Regions from separate parts of the Mus musculus genome. Here region 2 is linked to region 1. A link is a loop called in an ENCODE intact Hi-C map of the cell type or tissue named here. Cell type or tissue: gastrocnemius. All regions are shown on one strand. Links, peaks and the distances in the headings refer to the core of each region. The heading gives the core; the rest is flanking DNA.

Region 1 (11,515 bases), core at 2,060-10,059:
CATCCATCCATCCGTGAGCTCATACATTCATCTCTCTGTGACTGGCTTGTGGCTTAGTCCCTTCATGTCCCCCAGGCCTGTCCATAGGTTTCCCCATTGTTTAAGGCTGAATACGTCACCAAAGTGATGCTTGGGAAAACCATGTGATGTATCACCTCCCACCTCCTAGGTGGTTCATTATCAAAAAGATGTTTGGCAGCAAGTGTTAGTGAGGACTTGGGCAAGGGAGCCAGCCCTCTACGTTGCTGTTGACGCTGCTAGTTTGCAGAGCACCATAGAAATTCTAAACAGACTTAACAGCAGCCCCATTACTGAACAGACACTTAAAGGTGAAGAAGCCAACATGCCAAAGAGGTGTCTGTATGTTCCCTGACGCGTGTGCACAAGAGCAAAGATACCGAGGCAAGCTGTGCCCATTAGCAATGGCGGGATAGGTGTAAAGGTGTATTGATGTTTATAGAATAATGTAGAATAAAACTACAACCTGAACGCCCCCCAAGGCCATGCTAACCAGAAACATTTGGGGAAATAGCTCATCTTTTACTACTAATAGTTATGGTAATATATTTTAATGAACAGGGTTGTCCCTAAAACTAAAAACCTAACCACTGTCATGAAAACTGGATTGTACTTTGTTTTGTTTTTTTTTTAAAAAAAAAAAAGGTTTATATTAACCTAGAACATATAAAAACCCAATCTTTGAATGTAAGAATTAAGGGGGTTTAATAAGTGAGAGATTCCCGCTTTGGCCACTTGGCATTGTGGGAGAGCACCCATCAGCCTTCTTGGGTGACCTAAAGAACTGCAAATAGAGTGTCAATAAGGAGACGCAGGTCACTGCCCCCACGGAGCTTCTCATCATCCCAGGGATGTAGCCTGGACCTCACTTTATTAGCTTTCTATGAAAGTTCTGCCAAATGGAACCCAAGAGTCAAACCACTCCCTGGAGAAAAATTAGGTCCTGATGAAATATTCAACGCCTCACAATAACTCCACGGCTGTAAATTGGGGAATATATTAAGTTCTGAAGAAATCAAGATACCAGAAAACCATGAGGCAGTGTGACACACTACACCAGTGCTAGATGAATCCTAGCAATTCTCTCTATTTAATTTTCCTTGAAAAATGTGATCATATAAAAGGCCTGTGAGATCTCAGCTTATGATACTAATCAACTATTAAAAGAAAAAATAGCAGCACACAATAGAAATACAATACAATTTAAAAAGCCATCCACTCTAGGACCAGCAACAGGCTTTAAATTAAATACTTCAGACCTGGGTCAATGAGTCGGGTCTCTGTCCTGCTCATGGGTGACATGCTACCTCAGCAAGAAGGTTAACTGTGAGTAGCTTTATAACTGATAATGGTACTCAGTGTGTTCACTGAGAGACAGACGCTATGGTTAAACAGTTGACAAACGTAGCTCCATTGACGTTCCTAAGACCTGTGGACATCTTCTGACTGCTCTCACTTCACAGATGGAGTCACTTGCTCGGTACCACGTGGCTACAACAAAGAGCTTGACTCTGAACTTGGGTCCATCTCTATCTATTGACCTGATACGTTCCTTCCTATAAATTTATCCTCAAAAGAAGCAGCCATGGGTGCAGTTAAAGATTTACATGCTGTAATGTGTATTTTAGCTTTATATATATATATATATATATATATATATATATATATACTAACAAAATACTTTCAGTCCAGCAGTAAGGAATTACTAAGGATACTACAACATGTCCACAAGACTCAATATAGTGGTACATAAAAGAAGCCATAAATTCTTCAAAGGAACCTCATGCAGGCATGGGAAGGGTTGGGAGAAGGAGAGGGAAGTGGGGGATTATATAATTAACAATTTCAATAAGATAAAAATCATTAAAAGTACTTCATAGAAAATTTTCTAATCTAATAAGAAAAAATTATTCATTAAATGAAAATATATAAAACAGTATATATGGTTAAGAATAATATATAGAAATTGATATGTATGTGCAGGTATATATATATATATATATGCATGTGTAGATAGACTGGTGATAGACAGATAGATTATAGATAAGATGGCCAATAGGTAAATAGATGGATGTACATAAAATGAAAAGCAGTCTCTAGATGTGGGTTTCTCACTCTGCTGCTACTGACATGCTGTATCGGATTTTCCCCCCACAGTGTTTGTGATTGAACCTGGAGCCCTGTGCACACCGGGCAAGGATTCTCTTACTCCTGAGTTACATCCCCAGCATGTGTTGGGTACTTCTTTGTTGCAGAAGGCCGTCCCTGTCACACTGTATTCTGCTCTATCAGCATCCCCCTTGCCTCTACTCGCCAGACACCAGTGGCATCCCACTAGGTTGTGACAACCAAAAATGTCACGAGACATTGACAACATCGCCCCAGGGTGAGATCTGCTACTCTGGGTAGTAACAGATAGCATTTATTTATATGCATTGCCATAGTTCCCAAAACGTCTAAAATTACATTTGTGCTCCTGGGGGGAAATGTTCTATAGAAGGCAAATTCACTAACGGGGGAAGTAACGATTCATGTTTCATGAATTAAGCGGCAATCAGGGAAAATATGCATCGCAGGCGTTGTGGAGTTTCTACTCTGATCTTTCTTCCATTGGAAATTACTTAGCAAACACTTCACAGAAAAAAAAGAGGATAATAGCACCCGTCTCTTCTACCTGTGTCAGGTACATCCGAGCGGTGACAGCAGAGAGAGGCGGGTAAATGAGAATTGGTTTCGTTGTCTCCCCAATAGCATCACCAATGAGTTTCCCGCTGGACGAGTAAGCAGCGATCGCAAAGCAGTACTGTGCATTCGTTTCCAAACCTTTAATTTCAAAGAAGCTTCTGCCATCGGCTGGTATCTGTGAACGGAAACATTTCAGCTTTTACTCAGAAAATTAAGGCAGTGTGACTATTAAAACATAATTGGATAAACCTTTCTCCTTCGCTGTGGGAGCTTAGTTGTGACTCGAGTTGGAATTAGTGTCAATCCACGGCTGTAATGACTTCATAGGGGGAACGCACTCTCCGTTGTGGTTAATAAGACTTTGATAAGGCCTGCTGACAGAGGGGGTGACATACGTACCGCTTCTCCTGAGTTTGGGAGGTGGTTGTTGTTCAGCCTTACTTTCCCATAGCTTCCATCTGCTTTGCAACCCAAGATGCAGTACCAGGACGCCTGGAGGGGAGAGAGGCAGCTGTCACCTGTGCTCTGCGCTCTGTTTCACAGCATTCGGCCTCCTCTATCTGGATGGAGCAAAATCAACGATCTTCCAAAGAGAATGGTACACTATACTCGTGTGTTAAACTGCAAAGGTCTAAGCTTATACGCACCTCCGACATCTTGACAAAGTAACGACAAACATGGGGCTTGCTTCCCTGAGACAATCAAGACACACACACCCAGTGTGTGTGTGATGTATGTAGGTCAGAAGGAAGACTTGGTTGTCGGTCCTTGCCTTCTACCTTGTTTGAGATAGGACCATTGTTTTCCCCACATAAAAACAACAGACTAGCTGGCCCACGAGCCTTCAGCGCTCCTCCCAGCTCACCCTCCCTGCTCCACATAGGAACTCTGGCATTACAAACTCTCATGCCTGGCCTTTCCATACGTTCTGGGGATTGGAACCCAGATCGTATGCTTAGCAAGCGCTTTTACCTACCGAGCCCTTCCCCACGCCCACCCCCAGGCCCACATCATTGCCTACTTTAATCACTATTGCTGATTGACATTAGTAAGCTGGAATGTGCTTCCCTCGATATCCGCTATACACAGTGATGGGTCCCACAGAGACATTTCAGACAAGTACCCCATGCACTGTGACCACGCTCACACTTTCTCCTCCCCTCTTACTGCTCTCACTCCTTCGCCCAGTCTCCCCTCTGCTCCCGTAGCCTGCATGCATGCATACGTCAATGTGTCTACAGAAAAGCTGGAATTTAAGAATGGGAGACGCGTGCACTGGTTGTCTATCTGAGTCTGATTCATTTTCTTATGATCTTTGCCATTTTCCTAAAGAACAACATGAGTCATTCTTTTTATGGCTGAGTGAAACTTCATCATGGATGTATTCTGTTTTCTTCACCCATTGTCTGTTGATGGACACCTAGGCAGGTTCAAAACTTAACTATTGTGAATATGGCTAAAAACATAGGCATGTAAGCATCCCTTAATGTCTGCCTGCTACAAGCCCAGAACTTGGTGATACAGTAACAATGTGTTTTTGTTTCTGGGGACTTTTGACCCTAATTTTCACCATGCAAAGAAACGGGAACTAATTCTATTTCCACCAGCAGTGTGTAAGCGCTCCTGTTGCCTGCATCCTCACCAGCACTTGTTGTTATTTGTTTTCTTGTGACTGGAATGAGGCGGGATCTCAGCACTGCTTTAGGTGGCTTGCCTAAGTGGCTAAGAATAGTGAACATTTTTCATATGATTATTGGCTACTTTCAATTTCTCATTTGAGAATTGTCTGTCCATTTCTAGAGGCATGGGCATTTGTGAGCCACCTGGTGTGGGTGCTGGGAACCAAGCCAGAGTCCTCTGCAAGAGGCAGTAAGTGTTCTTAGCCACTGCACTCTTTCTCCAGCCCCAAACTTAAGCCCTTTATATAATCTAAACATTAAGCCTCTGTCAGTGCCATGACTAGCCAGGACTTCTCTCCTTCTATAAACCGCCTCTTCACCAGATTGCATCTTTGACTGTACACAGTTCTGTAATGTCATGCAATCACATTTGTCAAATCTTTCTTTGGCCTGAGCTATCCCAGTCCTTTCCACAAAGTTTTCTTCAAATACAGCCTGTGCCTAGATATTGAGGCGCCCTCCCCCAAAGAAAATTCAAAGTTTCAGGTGCCATATTAAGATCTTTGACTTATTTTGAATTGATTTTTTACAGCAAGGTTTAAGACTCTGGTCTCATTTTTCTTCATATGGACCCCTGGTCCTGCCCACACAATTTGCTTGCAAAGGCTGTATTCTCTCCAGCGTATGTGTTAGGCATCTTTGTCAAAGATCCTGCGGCTAATATTCACTCCATTCCTTTGAGATGGAACTGCTACTGTCTTGAGGAACTGAGATGCAGAAAGACCAGAGCATTTTAACTCAGAGCAAACAGACCCAGACATTAATGCCAAAGACAGCTTCATCTTGAGGGGACAAGATGAGAAAAGGGATCGCGTCTAAAAGACGTTCATGTGACATAAACACATGAGGAAATCAACAGGGGCTGGGAGAGAGGTGAGGCACTGAGACTCGTACAACCTTTGTGTGCAAGAAAACCTGAAGAAAACTCACTGACTCAAGCAAGAACTGGCATCTTATCTCCATGAGTGGCTCTCAACCCGATTCCACTCCAGGCTGTTTGTTTGTTAATTAGTTTGTTTGTTTGTTTGTTTGTTTGTTTGTTTGTTTGTTTGTTTGAGACAGTGTGTCTCTATGTAGCCCTTGCTGTCCTAGAACTCACTCTGTAGACCAGGTTGGTCCCAAACTCATTAGAGATCCGCCTGCCTCTGCTTCTAGAGTGCTGGGATTAAAGTTGTTGGCAGTCGCTGCCCAGCTTCTAGGTTGCTTTTTAAAAGAGTAGTTTGTACAGAATAGAATGCTCTCTAAAATGACCACTAGCCAAGCTACCCAAGGCTGCCTAGCTTCAACAAGTGAGGTTTTTCTGGTATACCTGTCTAATCCTTTGTGCTTCCAGAGAAGGGCTCTCAGGTGATTATGATACATGTGACTAATTAAGAGTGCCAGCCATCATGAGCAGGAAGGAGGAGAGAGAAAGAAGAGAGCTGAGGGGCTGGAGGCTGGAGGACAAAGGTAAAGGTCAGATGAAAGAAAAGGAAACACAAACTCAGAAATAACGGACTTAGCATCCCTTGCTTACCCACACAGAAAGAGTACACTTTCCGTGGGGGGGGGGGGGAAGTGGAGCCGGCGGGGTGCAGAAAGACTGTGTTGCATGACAGATTGTTATTGCTCTAAATTATACCACACAAAACCAAGAGCAAATTCTCTCTAAAAGCATTATTACAAGCAGATTTTATATTTTTATTTTGCTCCCAGTCTGTGTAACACAAAGAAGCAATGTGTAATTAGAATCTACATAAGAATAGAGACGGTGTGAACAAATCACTAACTTTGGAAATAAGATTTTATAGACAATGTAAGTAACATTAGCATTTGCAACTATAGAAACAGATTTTAATGAAGTAATGGCTTAGGAGGAGGCTTCACAGAGACAAAAGATGGCCAAACCAGCAAGCCAGAAAATTTACATGAGCCCACAGCACCACCTAGTGGTCATAGAGAGGAAGCAGCGGGCAAACTTTCCTGAACCAATTCTCCAAATAACTAATTTACATAAATGTTATTATATATGTGCCTTTAAAAAGCACGAGAGCTACAAGTCAAATATAAGGAGCTAATGTCTTCCTATGTTCATGCAACATACGATAAAACTGTCACTAAATAGTAATACTGAAAACAAATAATGGTTTGGGCTAAACCAAAATATTTGAAAACAAACACTAAATAGCATAACCCTCGTTCTGTACTAATTTTCTAAAACCAGCGAAGCCTTACTCTTAGCACAGGTTTCCAAAATCTCCAAAATTGAACTCCTAGTCCTAAAACATCCTCACAGCAGCAGTCGTATGTGAGATAAATGCTATTTCTCCTCCAATTTCAAAAGACAGAATAACAAAGAAGTGACAAAAACTGTTCTCAAGGGAGTCCACAACCATCCATCGAAGGTGCACGCCCATCCGCCTAAAGTCCACCACGTCCATCTACAAGATCACGCCCATTGAGCTAAAGTCCATTCCATCCATCTAAAAATCACTCTCAAGAATGAGTCACATCGCACCCGTGTTTAACTTGGTGCCTGTTAACTCACACAGAACTTGACAGCAGACAGACATTCAAAAGAAAAGAAAAGCTCATTGTATTGAATTAACAAAAAAAAATCACAAAATAATGCAATCCAGACTATATAACTCCAGTAATTGTTTTGATAAATTCTACTTCATGTGCTTAATAAAAGTAAATGAAAGTCGTTGGCTAATGTTAATAATGTTATATATTAGTTCAGTCTCTCTCTTCTTAAATGTCTCGAGCTGGCTGCGAGCTTGCTGTGGGGCCTGCGATGACCAGGAACTGATCTTTCGGCCTCCACCTCCAAAGCGCTGAGATTAAAGGCCTGTGGTACCACACCTAGTCTGTGCGGCTGAAGGGACAAAGCAGGGACTTCATCGGTGCTGGACAAACTCTCGACTAACTGCACACATCTCCAGCACTCCCTCACTTGGCTTCTTTTCACAAAAAAAAAAAAACATGCTTCACAAACGAGAAGCTTGAAACTGTATTTGGCCTTTGTAAAGTTGTTCTGTGGGTTAGCAGCAGAGCTAGAATTGTAAACTTATATAGGCTTGACTTCAAAGTCTCTGTGTGCAAAATGCCCTAAAGATAATCAAAGATAGGAATGAATTGTGGCCCAACATCAAAGGGGGCCTAAAAGAGCGATATTTAAAATATAAACTAGCTGGAGCTGATTTCTTGTTAGGAAATGAAATCCCAAGAGGTATTCCCATTTAGGCCGAGTCCGGGACTTGGGGATGGGAGATGAGGCTCGTTCTAATAAATGCTGAAAGATTTGCAGTTGAAGAGACATCTCCATTGTCTCTTGTTTCCACAATGACCTGGGGAGAATATACACAGAATCTCTAGACCTGCAACCTTCAAATTCTGTGTCCTGCTGCTTTGTCCCCAACGCTGGCTCTCGGAGGAGACAGCCTCCTCCAGTGTCTGATTCTGCTTCAGCTCTCTACCTTGAGCACAGTTTCACTGTGACAAAGGCACACAGAGGGAACTGTTTTTTCTCTTCCCGTGTGTTTGACATAGCTTTAGAAGACAATTCATAAAGGGAGAATATCATGAATAAATTAAGTATAGATAAGACATGAAAATACTAAATATCTGGTGTTTGGTGCTTATAAGTAAGATTATTTGGGTCCTGAGAGCGACAGTGGTAAGGGTTACTATAGTCACGGGAGCGCTTAGGTCGTGTGGCGTGGGGGCAGCACCTGGGAGGGCACGGTACCTTAACCTCTGAGATGAACGGCGCGGGCTTCAGGGTCACAGAGCAGTGAGTCCGGGCCAGCAGGATGGGTGGGGGAGGAATTCTGCTCTTCTTTATTTTTGAGCTCCCCAAGAACTTCTGATAGGAATATAGGGCATTTTGTTCTGCTTCGACCTTCTCAATTAAGGCATTCGCTTCCTGTAACGAAGTGTGAAAATAGAAAAATACATTTCAGGAGCTTGAGCCTTTTCTATATTTGCAGAATTCTCTTGTGGTAAACGCTCTCTTTCTATATACCGTTTCTTGAATCCCAGAGGCATACATACACATGTCACTATGGATCATGGGCTGGTGTTTGTAGGACTATTAAAAAAAAGACTACTAAATGAACGTCTTCGATGGAAACAGACGCGTATGTCTAAATGCAATGGCCATATATTATTAATGGGGGGCATTTTGTCTTTAAATCCACAAAATATCTACCATCAGACTTTATTGTGCTTTGAAAATTCATAACACAGATACCTGCATTTGCACTGATAAGCCACAATCCTATTCTTAGTACAACTTGCAATGTGACTCTCAAGAAATAAAGACTATTGATACATGTGGTTCATCAAAGGAGTGTCCTTGGGAGTTTATATCATCAAGATGTCAATTCTGTGATTCTGATACAGAGACAATACCAAACTATCAGTGCTAAACCATATTTAAAGTCAGATGAGCTGCATCAGCAGAGATGTGTAACTTCCTCGCAATACTAATAACACTAGTTAAAATAATAATAGTAATATTTTAGTCTCGATAATCATAGGCAGAACAGACATATGTCTTTATTTTTATAAGATATTTAAACAGGGTAGAGAGAGGGGTTTGGCAGTTCATTCTTCCAGAGGACCCACATTTCTTCCCAACCCCCATGTATTGGTTCACAACCTCTTGTAATCCCAGCTCCAGGGGATCCAATGGCCTCTCTGGCCACTGTGTGTACCAAGCATACACTGGGTGCTCATATTTACATCCAGGAAAACACTCATACACTTAAAATAAAAGTCATAACTATTTTTAAAGGTATTTGAGCATCTTAAATATCCACGACTAATTTTCAGAAACCCAATAAACTAGGAAAAAATCGTTAGCATCCTTAAAATAGTAAGTTCAGTTAATAGACCGAGTATTAGCATAGCACTCTTGGTGCTCACAATGAACCACTAAGGAAGTTTCCAGGGGAGCCCAAAAGGAGATGGAGGGCTACCATTCCCTTGCTTTTAGAAGCTCTGCCCTGTTGACAAATGCGAAAGAGAATCTCCTGCGACCAATGCCTGTTTACCAAATCCCAGGCATTCCCATTCTGCTCCAGTAAGCTTGTGTTGTTTCTCTCACAGGGGGCATGTAGGGTTTGAAAGAATCACATCTGGAGCTCACTGGATTTCAAGCCCGCTAAATAAATGCCTGGACATGGAGTGATGTTTTTATCAACTTCTGTTCCTGACTCTGAAAACATCCTCTAAGACCTATTGAAGGGCAAACTTCTCTGCAGGAATTTTTGTAATGGCTGTGAACATGTCTTCTGTCTGAATCTTCTGTAGATACTATACCTACCCCTCTATTTACCCTAAACCTCTAAGACCATTCACTTCTGTGCATTCCTCCCTTCCCAGAAGCATCACATCTTGTCAGCTGGTTCCAGACCTCCTGGAGCATCATCTCCACTGACATCTCTGACAGCCCTGGGTTCTGAGCACCCCTTCCTACTCGTCTTCGCTAATCTCATTTCAGTGGGTATCGTGTCGTATGTTATCTGCAGACCCAGATGGCCATCCCTTGTTCTGAATGCCCTGGTGATGGGAACAATACTTGGTTTATGTCTTTGGATTCAGTCGTTGTATTCTAAATGAAAGTCACACAGGGCTGTGATGGCGAAGAAGCGCGTTTACTACAATGCACTTTAAACGGATGCGTTCAAAGCACTCTGACTGGGTCTTGGCCAACTTTAAGAGGAGATTTCTGGCTCAGATTATGTGGCCCAATTTAAACCATGTTAACAGGAATGTCAACGTTTGTATCAAAAAGTAGTGAAAGAAACGTGCAAAAACCTAAGGCCTAGATTTGGGTTAAATAAATTCCATAACAGAACTCAAGGCAAACTCTAATGCCTGTTAGAAATAAAGCCTCAACTCGGGAAGGCTCCTCTTGCAGCTGCTGGGAGAGTTCATTCAGGAGAAAGTGCCTAGGGATGGTTTAAGGTCTTCAACCACACAGGAGGAGAAAGTATCTGAGGGGGAAGGAAGGTGGAGAACTCAAGAGGGAAAAAGTCACAGAACCCGCTGGGCTCAGTTTTAAAGGGGTGTTTCTAGAACAATGTTTTAGCAAACCAAGGTCTCACAACTGCAAAATCTGGACAACCATTCCAAGTCTTAGTTCAATACTTGCGTTCCCAGACAAGTCACGTGATGAAAAGAGCTAACCAACCTCCCTTTCCCGACAGCCCTTGGAAATTAGAAGGGCTTACCGAACCTAAAGGGAGGAATGACCCTTTTACTGACTGAAGACAGAGGTTAGCCAGGACCCTCAATGCGAGGGGACTTCCTCAGCGGTGCAGCAAGGCAGCAACCGTGCTTCCCATGGCCATCTGAGTGGTAGTGCGCGGCGTGAACTGAGGCCCTAAGACATTCTGTATAAATATAAATGTCTCTGCCTGTACTTTTCATCAGAGAAAATGAGACCTGCCTCTCTTCAAGAGTTTGCCAGTGCTTATGAAGACAGGCTGACATTAAATCCATTTGTCACACGCCTCACACCCACAGTGCATCAGAACACTAATGGCGAGATGTAATGCCATCTTGAGGGCATGATTAAGATGCACATAAGCAACGATCACAGAGCTGCGCTGATGGAGTGTCACGATCGCTATCCATCTCCGAGCCCTCCCTCGGGTGTGTCTGGGTCCCATCGTGAGGGCGTGCACCTCAGAAGGAGATGAGAAGTAGGTTACGTCTTCCCTTGAGAAACCTGGCCAGGACCATTGCTGAGAATGAACAGCGTGGTTTCAAAGACGAATCGAGAGAAGGCGTGGGGCATGATGTGTGGTCTTGCAAAGACGAATACAGACGAAGCTCAGATAATAATCCTAGCCAAATGCAAGTAGAGAGCAGGCTAATAGTGATAGCGATTATAATGGCAATGGCTAATAGGTACGGGATGTTCACCCTGTACCAAAAGCTAAGAATATTTTTTATGATCTCTTTATTTTTATCTTGTGTGCATTGGCATTTTGCCTGCATGTTTATGTCTGGATGAAGATGCTGCATTTCCCCTCCCCCACACCCCCGCCGCCTCCTGGAGCTGGGAGCCGGAGTAACACACAGTAGTGAGCTGCCATATGGGTCCTGGGAATTCAACCTAAGTTCTCTGCAAGAACAGC
Region 2 (11,515 bases), core at 1,228-9,227, 710 kb before region 1:
CTGTACTTTTGAATAGTCTCAAATAGACTATTCAAAATAGATAATCTTCTACTACTACAAAGGGACACCATGACCATGGCCAACTTATAAAAGAACGCATTTAACTGGGCCTCACTTCCAGTTTCAGAGGGTGTGCCCATCATAATTAAGGTGGGGAGCATGGAAGCAGACAGACAGGCATGACACTAGAACAATAGCTGAGAGCTTACATTTGGTCTGCAGGGAGGAGGCAGAGATGGGGGTGAGGGGTGGGGGGGAAGAGAGATAGATAACAGGGACCTGCTGCAGCTTTTGAAACCTCAAGGCCGACCCCATTCCCCAAAGAGTTCTATCAGCTATGGACAAAACATTCAAATATAAGAAGACATATATACCTATGGAAGACATTCTCATTCAAACTACCACATTGACTCAGCAAGTAAAAGACATAGAATCCTTCAGAAATGAAGACTCAAACAAAGAGCAGGAAGTACAGCTTCCTAGACTATGATTTAAAAACCAAAGAATAGTTGTGAAAAAAGTATAACTAGCCAGAAGTCCAATAAAATTGTAGAGAACCTGGGTCTACCTGTTTGCTTGGATTCTTGGTTTTCTCCATGCAACTCTGTAGATTGTTGGTCCGTTCCTTAAGTTAGAATGATTCTCTTTACTAAAGTGAATTTAACATAACTTCTTGGTATTTTCATACACAAATATGACGATTTCAGATCACACCCCTTCCTTTCTCACTTCGAATCCTCCAAGACCCCCCAACTTCCTCTCCCAACTTCATGTTGTCTCTACTTCTTCTCTTCTCTCTTTTTTTTAATCTCCCCTGAGTCCAATTAATGCTACTCATGTGTGCATGTGCAGAGGTTGCCACCCAGTGAAGCATGAACAACATATGATGGTTCACACTGCTGACGAAAAAGGACTCTCTCTCCCACCATGGTCATCAATTGTCAGTAGCTCCTTCCTCTCCTAGGTGTGGGATTCTCAGGGTTCTTTTCTTTTCAAGCCAGACTCTTGATTTGCTTGACCTTGTATAGATCTCGTGCCAGCAACCACAGGTGCTGGGAATTAATAAGTGTGACAGCCCTGTCATGTCCCAAGACATTGCTTCTCAGCAATCTTTCCCTGCCTGTGTCTCTTAAATATTGCTTTCAGCTCTTCCATGATGTTTACCAAGCCTTGCAGGGAATATTAGGGTTGGCAATGTAGATATCTCCTTGCTGACTAAGCACTTGAGTATAGGGGGCTCCTTTGAATGATTGTCTACCAATCTTCTTTAAGGACAAGTGTCAAGGGAAATTGGGAGAGTGATCTTCCTTCTGCTAGTTTCTCAAACATGCTAAGGTATCCTGCTTTGGAATAATACAACTGAAAACAATTACCTCTTGTCTCCTTTAGTCCATTTTTTGTAAGTGATAAAGTTGATGGTGATGATGATTGATAATGAGAGTGTTGAGGTGAGTAACTGAAGAGATTTAATACTTATGGGTCTGGTATAAATGTATTTCTGTGGAAAAAAAAAACACTGCTAACCTGTCATTGCATTTGCTTGAAAATCTGTGATTATAGAATGAATGCATAAAACACAAAATGATCATTTTAAATAGGCTGAGTGGCTAATGGTGTATGAATGTTTTGGCAATGATTAATTACATTCATACACACACATATATACAGAACTACATTAGGAGCCAGTGATGCAAACATCAGTTAAGACAGACTTCTTCCAAAGCCACATAATTTCAGGAAGAAAATATGTCAAAAAGAAAAACACAGGGTAGAGGCTGCGGGTGTGATTCAGTGGTAGAGTACTAGTGTGCACAAGGCCCTGGGCTTGATCCTTAGCATTAAATTGTAGATAGATAGATAGACAGACAGAGAGACAGACAGACAGACAGAGACAGACAGACAGACAGATAGATATATAGGCATATATGTGAAGCATGAGGTAGAAGGTAACATTTATTAAGCACTTAACATCAGCTATTATGAACCTCATGCTTCTCAGATAATTTAATATCCAATAATGCTCTGAGTAGATCTACAGCTCTCCCGCTGTTACAGAAACAGAAACTGAGGCAAATCCAGTGTCTTAAGATCACAGAACAAATTAAGTACCAAACTGAGGCCCACGCACAGGGAGCGCACCTGAGGACCCACATCTTCTGAGTGGGATTTTTATTCTCTTTACAATGAGCAGAGAGAGACACAATGAAGATGTTCAATAGGAGAGACAAGTGCCAGAGCAGAAGCGCTCTCCAAGTGTGGCTATGTAGCAGCTGGTGGTGGGAATCTCTCAATCTTTCAGTTTCAGGGTGGGGAGGCAAGACAATGTCATAAGGAGACTTCAAGCTTATGTCAAGAGGCAAGGAAGGGAAGTTCATTTCAACTGAAAGTTACAACAACTACGAGGACTTAAAGCTTTTCTGGAGATAGCTACAGCAACTCAACATAGCCATCTCTTGCTTCTTTAAAATGTGAGGAGGCATCGTGCCAAGTAAACTAGAGTCCCAGCAGTCCCTCCATTGTCCTCTCCCAATCGATCAATCAATCGATAATTCTTAGAGCCCCATTCCACATGCTACCTTGGGTTCAGTGCATATTAAAATGTCAGATGAAGGGATAATGCCTTCTCGTTCAGCTGGACAACCAAGAAAAAATATTTCTAAAGTAACACTAAGAGTAGACATTTGTAGAGAGCCGGGTTAAAGGAGGAATGGCGTCTGTGTTGGCAGACAGGATTTACTACAGTGTCATCACAAGGTCTTCCTCCAAGAATCCTTGCCAGCCCCGGGGTCAGCCAATCTGCCTACTCACCCCACTTTTACACTGGACGGTGGGGGGAGGAAAAGAAGGAAAGAGGGATGGAGGGTGAGGAAGAGAGAGGAAGAAGTGAAATTGTCTGGTAGCCAAAGAGAAGGAGTCTCTCTCCTAGCCCTCCCTCACTTAGTTTTGTCAAAAATTCTTCATGCTGCTTTGTCACAACCCAATTTTTAAGATGCTAAAAACATAATCTTTACACAAATAGATAATAAGCATGTGTCAGGCTTTATGTCACCCATTATTAAGGAAACTAGGGGGATTAAAAAATACCCCATGCAAGCTATAAAAACAAGAATTATCAGCCTAAAGGATAGAAAAAAAATAGAAGCCAGGGGGTGTTGCTAAGCTGCTTGCAGAACCAGTTAATACTAAATAAAACAAGGCAACTAACTAGAATTCTACTGGTTCTCTTCTCCACTGGACAGTGGTACACAGGCTCGTCACACTGTTTACATTATGGGAAAGGAGCTAGAACCTAGTCAGGCCGGTAATAGATTTCAGACAGGCTTGGTAGAAGACAATGATTGCTGGCTATTACAGCTCATTCTATCTGCTTCTGTCCTGTCTTTTGAGGTTTTCCTTGACAGTAGGTACTATGCATACATACATTCCAGATGTGACAGCAGGGGTGCAGAGAAATGAGGTTTCTGACTTGTGACTATAAATATGTTAGAAGAACCTATAAATGCTAAAGCTTTATTCCAAAGGCCACATTTACTATATTATAATATACATATGTAGACTGATGAGAGATATGCCATAAATATTTCTAAGCTGATAAATCAGATGAGATCTGGTATCTTGCAGCTAGTATGGCTGTTGATAAGGACATAGAAATCACAAACAAAAGCTAAGATAATTAAAAGTGGCTAATATTTATCCCTAAAGGAGCTAAACTACTCAGTGACAAGTTTTTCGCACAGAGCAAATTAAAATTATTTAAATCATGGTCTTTCCGTTATCTCTCAACTGATATATACTAGACAGGGAAGTTCTGATCCTGAAACACAGCCATCTTGATTGTCTCTGTGTCTGAAGGAACGGTTCCCTTGGATGTCACAAATGCCTCTGTAATACTTATCTTACATGATGCATAGAGAAATCCTTTCAGTCAAGCACAAGATTCCAGGAATCTTAGTTTCAGCAGTACCACTGTTCAATTATATGTATATGTGTGTGTGTGTGTGTGTGTGTGTGTGTGTGTGTGTGTGTGTGTGTGTGTGTATGTGTATGTGTATGTGTATGTGTATGTGTATGTGTATGTGTATGTGTATGTGTATGTGTATGTGTATGTGTATGTGTATGTGTATGTGTATGTGTATGTGTATGTGTATATGTATATTCCATTCCAAGGCATATATAACTTTACTGCATTTTGTTGTTCCTTCAAAAAATAACAAGGTTTTATTTCAGGTAACCCAGACAAACTAGTGACACGTAATGATGTCATTTGTTCAAGACTGAAAATGACCTGTGTCATTCTGAGATCTAGTTGGCTTCCCAGTTCTAACTATCCCATGCCATCTAGAGGGGCGGTGTCAAGGATAACACCAAGCATCAAACAACCTGGCAATGAGACAAACACTCAAATTCTTCTCCTGGATGGACTAGCAATTCCCACGCTGCCATCTCCTTTGTAAGCAGATAATTTTGTAGTGAGTCTTACATTTTCCACATAACTCCAGTTCATCCATTCTCCCTAATCCAACAAAGCCTAATTGCTATCATCTCTGGATCCTTGTAGTACTACTTCTGAACAGCAGAGGTCACTATTAACAGATTCAGGCCATGGTTAAATTTTAATAAATGCAAAAGAGCAAGAAGGAAGGGAGGAAGAGGGGGGAGGAGGAGAAGGAAGAGGAGGAGGAAGACGAAAAACTTTGGCAGTCTATGGAGCCCGTGGTCATTCTACCACAGCATGCATCTTTTCAGATCCTGCTTCCTACATTGGCTCTTTCTTAGGAATCTTGCAAGGTTTGTTTTTACTGAAATTCTGTTTGTAACTTCCAGGGAAAACAATAGAAAAGAAAAACGATATCCTAAGGAAGAGTGCACTAGTTGTATAGCTAACAATCAATCCATCAGTAAACAATTGACAATCCCTTAAAACTCTGGGTCAGAGGAGTTATCTTCTGATGCAGCCATGCCATTCAAAATCAGATTACAAAACAGCTACCTGACTTTTTGGAAGTTACCCATCTGCTTGATTTACAACTAGAACAACACTGATGTGTTAAGTTCTCATCCTTTGCTTTGACCATAACGAGACACTCAAATCATAAACAAGAGTTCCGAGTCAAAGTCAAGGTACCAAATTCCTCATAGATTTCCATACTCAGAGGTACTCTCGGCCAGTGGTGTTCGAGCTTTCTATTGTAGTGGGGGCTCTGTGCCAAAGTCACCCAGGAGGAAGGTAGGGCAGAATTCACATTCCATCCTGGCAGCCAATGATGCAATCATTCCCAGCTCTTATTGGCTATCTGGTGATGCAGCTCTCACTGGTCCAGCATCTCCCTCCACCGAACTCTGGATTGCACAACACACATCATAGACAGGCAAAGGGAAAAACAACCCCACCCTGGATTCCAAGGAGCCACATTTGTGGGCTCTGGCTCAAACTAATTGTGCTGTTCTTCTGTTGATATTTTAATCAAGTCTTGTGTCATCCCATTTTTTTTCTTCTGCCCCTTATCTCAATGTTATTAAATGTTTTACTGGTATGTCATCACTTCCTATCAACATCTCTGGCACAGCACTATTTCTGCTGAGTTCATTATCGCAGGTTAAAAAGCTTTATATCAGAGTTAAATCTTTTTAGAATATTAAATATTAACAGACAAACTCATAAAGTGATCAGAAGAAAAACAGCACTGGGGAAAGCCTTCCAAGTCTATGATACTTTGCTTTGTTTCACACAGGTCTTCGTTACCCAGGCTGGCCTCAAACTCACTATGTAGCCAAAGATGACCTTGAACTTCCTTCTAATCCTACTTGCTCTGACTCCTGAGTGCTGGGATTACAGGCATGTACCACCACGCTCCTGCTGTGGACTGAAACCTGACCTTCCTAAAAATAGAATGAAGTCCTTTTTCTAAAGTCTGTTTTGCCCAATCATTAGCAAGAAGACCAATGTTGACAAGGGAGTTAATGGGATGCGTTAGCAGGACACCAACTTCCAACCTATCAGAACTTGCAGCTGTAAAACGACGGGCAATGGATGTAGCATATTATGGCAGAATGCCTGTGTCTCGGGAATCCATCTCTCCATCTCCCAGAAAGATGTATTAGTGGCTTGATGGTCCCATTCATTGTGTCAGATAGAGCCAGATGGGTGGGCACAGTAGAACTGAAGTGTCCTTTAGTGTCCTCATTAATGACTTCAGCTCATTTCTCAGGGCCGTAAATGAAGAAAAATAAGAAACTACAATGGAAACCATCATAATCTCTACTCTGAGCTAGGAAACAATGATGATGAAAAGAATACATAATAAATAGCCAGACCCGTTCAAAGAGAACCATCCATCATGGTTCCATATTGCTGAAGCAATGTTGCCAGCCAGCAATTACAGGCACAATTCTTTCCTATGCATAGAGGAAGAAGCCCAGACATGCTTTCTATTCAAACATGCCCTGTTACAGTACTCTCTGTTATGTTTTAGTGTTTTTTTTAATAAATATTTCTGAAGAAGCTTCTAGAACAACAACTGAATTTCAGACCAAGTCTGCAACCAAGTAGCTTTGGTTTGAAGTGGCAAGATTTCAGAAAAAGGTTAGTCTATTCAGAGCTATGATGGTAGAGACAAAGGAGATTCTTTCATTAACACAGTGTTTTTAAAAATACTATTTTATCAGTGTAGTCCAAATAGACCTCTTCGGACTAAAAGACTTTGTATTTTTTAATTTGCATCATGCCTCGTTTCAGACAGAGAAACATGTGCCCCATTGGTGACTGGAAAGCCTGAAGAAATTCCTGTCACCTGGATTTGGGGCAATGCCTTATACCAGGTTTGCACTTGTTCTGTGCCCCTCCTTCAAGGCTTGCCACAAATTAACCATTGTATGGCCTCCTCTGATGGTTCGAAGCCACACTTTTAAAGCTGTGTGACTCAACGGGCCACTGTAATTCCTTGACTTGGTCTTTCAACTAGTTGATCCCAGGCCCTGTAAAGGTGTCATTGCCTGTGTCTCATTCTCACCCTGGCTGTGTCATGATTTCGGCATCCTGTTCATGCTTAATGCAAGAGGACACAGCCCACTGGCATTATTCTTCCTGTTCTGTCTCCAGGATGGCTGAGAATCAAACAAGCAAGGTTAGATTTTTATGGAAGACCACAGAGATTTTTACCGGCCAACTCCAGAGATGAAAACAAATGGCAACTTTGCTTTGATTTCATTAACCCTGAAAGACACTGGGACCATCATCGATTTGAGATCAGCTCTGCTCAGACAAATATCTAAGATTTAAATAGTTTCAGTCAAAGCCCTGTCATCTAATTTAAAATATTTTCCCTCAATCTTTTCCCTCTCATTCTCATCTGAACAAGAGGCTGTGAACCACCGTTTCCACTGACTGTGATGCTCTGGCCACTTAACACAGAGCAAGGTCATGAATATCAGTCTTGTCTGAGTTCTTCTTCCATGGTTCACAGATCTCATTTCTTCTTTGATCATCAGAGTCGCTCCCAAATTGAATCTGGGTTGCTTTTCTCTCTGTTTTTCCCTCTACAATCAACGATTGCATTCTGAACCAAGAGATTAATGAAATCACAGTCAGACTGAAAAAAAAAACCAAGCCAGTGAACCAAAGAATGATAAATTACTAAATAAAATTCAATGTAAAAAAATGGAGAGAGAGAGAGAGAGAGAGAGAGAGAGAGAGAGAGAGAGAGAGAGAACATGCTCAAGAAGGAAGATGAAGAGAAATAGAGATCTGACCTTTACATCTGAGCACCATATACATGTTTGGATAGTTAAGACCAAAACTGAAACTGAAGAAAGAAACCCTCTGAAGAGAGTGTTGAACCCCAGAGGGTCTCTCTTCCATCAGATAGGTTAATTTATCTGTATTTTATTGACATCATTCTTAAGCCTATAGTTTCTCATTTAGTTGCAATGCAAATGCGAACACAGATGCTCGGTTAGACACAAAGCTAGCCTGCCTGAAGTTAGGCCAGAACCATGCAAGTCAGAAATGAATGATTCTCTCTCTCTCTCTCTCTCTCTCTCTCTCTCTCTCTCTCTCTCTCTCTCTCTCTCTCTCTCTCTCTCTCTCTAAGAAATGTCTGTGATGCCATTCAAATGGTTTAATCAAACAGAAAATGAAGGATGTGAGCTAGAGTGTTACCAGACATAAAACCATGACATCCTCTTATGTCATTTAGCTGCCTGGAATAGGCCAAGCTGACCAAGCTCTTGCTGATTCCAGAGACTTCTCTATCAACTATGGTGCCACAGCTTACAACAGGAAATCTCCCATGTTAATGACACCTCCATTTAGCCAGCCTCATTTAGCTCAAGGGTCTGAATAAAATGAGACTCTGTCCTTTAGCTGGGAAGTGAAGGGAATTCTTTTCTGACAGTGTCTCATGTCTTCCAGGTTGGCCTCAATCTTGCTATGGAAAAGACTAGCCTTCAACTTTTGTTCTTCTTGTCTATACTTCCCATTGAGTGTGGGCATTGTGAGTGTTCATTTTGGTGGGTGCTGGTGATGGAACCAGTGTTCTGCACACACTGGGCAAGGCTGGCAATAGAGAAAAGTGCACATTTCATGACCTAGTGGGGAGACAATGTGGGGGCTAAGCACTTTGCCTCAAGGGGCTTGGTTAGAAGTGAGTCCCGACAGTACGGAGGGGCTGGGTAAGAAGTCCTTCTCAGCACTATTTAGATAAAGCAGTCCTCGATGAAGAGACAGTCTGTGTTTGTCCAAACCATTCTACTTGATAGCAGATGTGAATAGATACACTTTACTCAGGGTGAATCAGGAATTAAATACCTTTTGCAGGAGGGAACGTGTAGGAAGGGATGCTCATGGGCTGAACACTTGAGGCCTCTCTAAATGTCTCATTAGCACGGAGAACTCCGGGTTTTTATGATTGTCCTCTCAGTGGGGTGTTGTGGTTACACATTCTAGAACAAGTAGAGCTTAGCAGGGAGCTGGCTCCATTCCTGCAGTTCTCAATTCTGCAATTCCCTGGGGTCGGAGCCTGCTCAACCCCACCAGTTCCTCTGTCTGGTAGCACAGTCCACATTCTCCAAAGGAGAAGGAAAAGGAGTAGGGAGTTCTTTGCCACAGAACACACAGATGAGAGGAGCGCAGCCAGGAAGAGCACCCCCAACGATTCCCAAATTTCAGAACAAAACACAGCAGCAAGTGTTGATGCTGTCCTAGTCCTGGCTGGTTGCCGCCAAGTCTGTGAACTCATCTTCCTAAGAGATATCAGCCTGAACAGATTCAGAGACAATAGCATGGAACCAGCACCCAGATAGCACCATGAATGAGCTACTGAGTCCGGCACCTGGGGGTGACCGAAGAGCCTCAACCCCAACATTCCAGTGTGTGGGACTGTATGCACAGTGGTTACTCAAGGAGACAGCACTGTGCATGAACTGGGGGCTTAGGAAAAAGAAATTGAAAAAAAACCAGGAGTGTTAGGTGCTACTGTCTCAGCTATCACAATATTTAAGAACATGACTGTCATTTTCTAGAATTTGATTTATTAAGAAATACACAATCAATTGTTGAAAGCAGCTGTCAGCAGAAAGATCGGTCTGTCTCAGAGGGAAAGGGTAGGCTTTGAAACCACTAACAGTGGGTGTTGAAGCCTGTCTCCTCCCACCTGCCTTCCTCTGGCACCACCTTGCCTGTTCTTCTGTGTTCTCTTCTGTGTGCTCATTCATGGTGCTATCTGGGTGCTGATTCCATGCTGTTGTTTCTGGATTTGTTCAGGCTGGTATCTCTTAGGAAGATGAGTTCACAGAATAAGAACAGAACTCCCTACAGGCTCTCGTCCTGACCTTCCTCTCCTCCCCAGCAGGGTTCATAACATTCCTCTCAGCTTGAGAAACTCCTCTGATTCATTCCCCTCACTTTACCAAGCTCCTTCTGACAGGGTCATCTAGAGATTTTTCCATCCTGGGATACTCTTACTTTAATCTGTTTGTTTGCTTGTTAGTTTGGTTTCAGTAATAAGGATTGAGCCTAGGGCCTTGCACATGCTAGGCAAGAGCTCTACCATTGAGTTCTTCTGGCTTATTATTATTATTATTATTATTATTATTATTATTATTATTATTTATTATTGTTGTTGTTGTATGACTATAGTTTTATTTAGACCCACTGTCTGCTGATTTAGGAGTTAACCAGGCTGACTCTGAACTTGCAATCCTTCTGTCTGGAGCTTACAAATAGCTGTCTTCCTGACCTATCTGATGGAGGCTGCTTCCCTGGGACAGGCATTCAGCACTACATGACACCTGTTTTCTTACAACAACCAAAAGGATAACCTTGACAGTGGGTTGATGTCTGTCTTCCTCCAAGGATGCTAAGTTCCATAAAGGAAAGGATCACGTCAGTTTTGCTCACTGTGCATCTCAATGACAAAGACAGTATTTAAAAATCATCATCGACTGAATTAATTAGTGAGTGGAAAGCAGGAACCCACTATCAGATGGTTATTCACCATGGTTCATCTCAACACAAAACTAAAAACAATTGTTTGAATTGTGCCACCTAGCTAAATCTTGAGCTGACGAATCATTCGTTCAATAAATATTGATTGTGAGGTACATATAGAAATAAAGCAAATTTCCTGCCGTTCATGTATGGGCACAGCCTTGCTCACTTGTGTAAAATATCAGGTAGCAAATATTTTCTGACCTCCCAGCCCAGATGATCTGTACTGCAACTGTGTATTATAAGCTATGTCATATGCAAAACATTATGAATGAGTATGACCATATTGCAACTAAACTCTATTCTAGCAGGCTTGTGGTATGCTGTTTAGAATGGTATTTGATTGTCATTTGTCATCCATTGTATGAGGAGAAGTCATAGGATAGACTAAGAGCCTGCTGTTCCCATTGCTGATTCAGTAATCAGAAGGGACCCTACTGTGAGCAGGGCTCTGGGCTGGACTTTGGGGACACACAAGAAGTCCTTACTTGCCTCGAGGCAGCTCACCACTGAAGGGAAGAGATTTATGTGCCCATCCGTTTTTTTATAAGACAGCTTGGCAAATGATGCAAGGTGAAAGTCTGCATGTTACACAGGGAAAATGAGGAATTCTGAAAGCCCAGAAGACACAGGGATGTGGACACTGGGACTCCTTTAAGATCCATTTCTTGTAAATGGTCCATATTAAGCCAGGCTTCAAAAAGAGAAGCTGAAAGCTTTGGGTGGAATGGTTGTGAGGAGAAGGGGCCAGTGCCAGGGGGCCTTGTAGGAGCTAGTGAGTGCAGCCTGCTTAGAGGAACCAGAATTAATGTGGCAGCTGTTGAAATGAGGAGGGGAGGGTGGATTCCAGGGACATCACAGAGGTTCCATCTGTGAGACTGATGCTAATTGGCTTATCCTACGTGATAGGAAGAGCCGCCTGTTAACGTACAGAGAGAAAGTCATGGAGTTGTTTAGCTACCAGCAGTTACAATAGAGGCTCTGAGTCACCAAATGTCTATCCATCAGGGTCCCCAGTGACACACAGAC

What was found. A loop is a pair of places that touch in the nucleus more often than their neighbours do. Peaks named below come from ENCODE experiments on the same cell type or tissue, not always from the same donor. Only the 100,000 strongest peaks of a DNase experiment are listed, where the experiment ranks them.
Region 2: a loop joins it to region 1, with 18 times the contacts of the local background. A loop is called at or near these places in 28 of 42 quality-filtered maps.

The regions. Positions count from the first base shown.
Region 1 is chr10:93,008,323-93,019,837 of GRCm38, forward strand. Cfap54 (cilia and flagella associated protein 54) reads right to left here. Exons shown (of 68, transcript NM_001347060.2): 20 at 8,113-8,289; 21 at 3,103-3,195; 22 at 2,693-2,878. Among named protein-coding and RNA genes, the nearest start is that of Gm40739, 61 kb to the right of the region's middle. In gastrocnemius, for the core only: no CTCF peak of the experiment used is centred there; DNase peaks (open chromatin) are centred at 4,539 and 6,300.
Region 2 is chr10:92,303,509-92,315,023 of GRCm38, forward strand. All of the region lies in intron 2 of Gm20757 (predicted gene, 20757), which reads right to left. Among named protein-coding and RNA genes, the nearest start is that of Gm20757, 66 kb to the right of the region's middle. In gastrocnemius, for the core only: a CTCF peak has its summit at 4,569 (motif pointing right); DNase peaks (open chromatin) are centred at 5,238 and 9,003.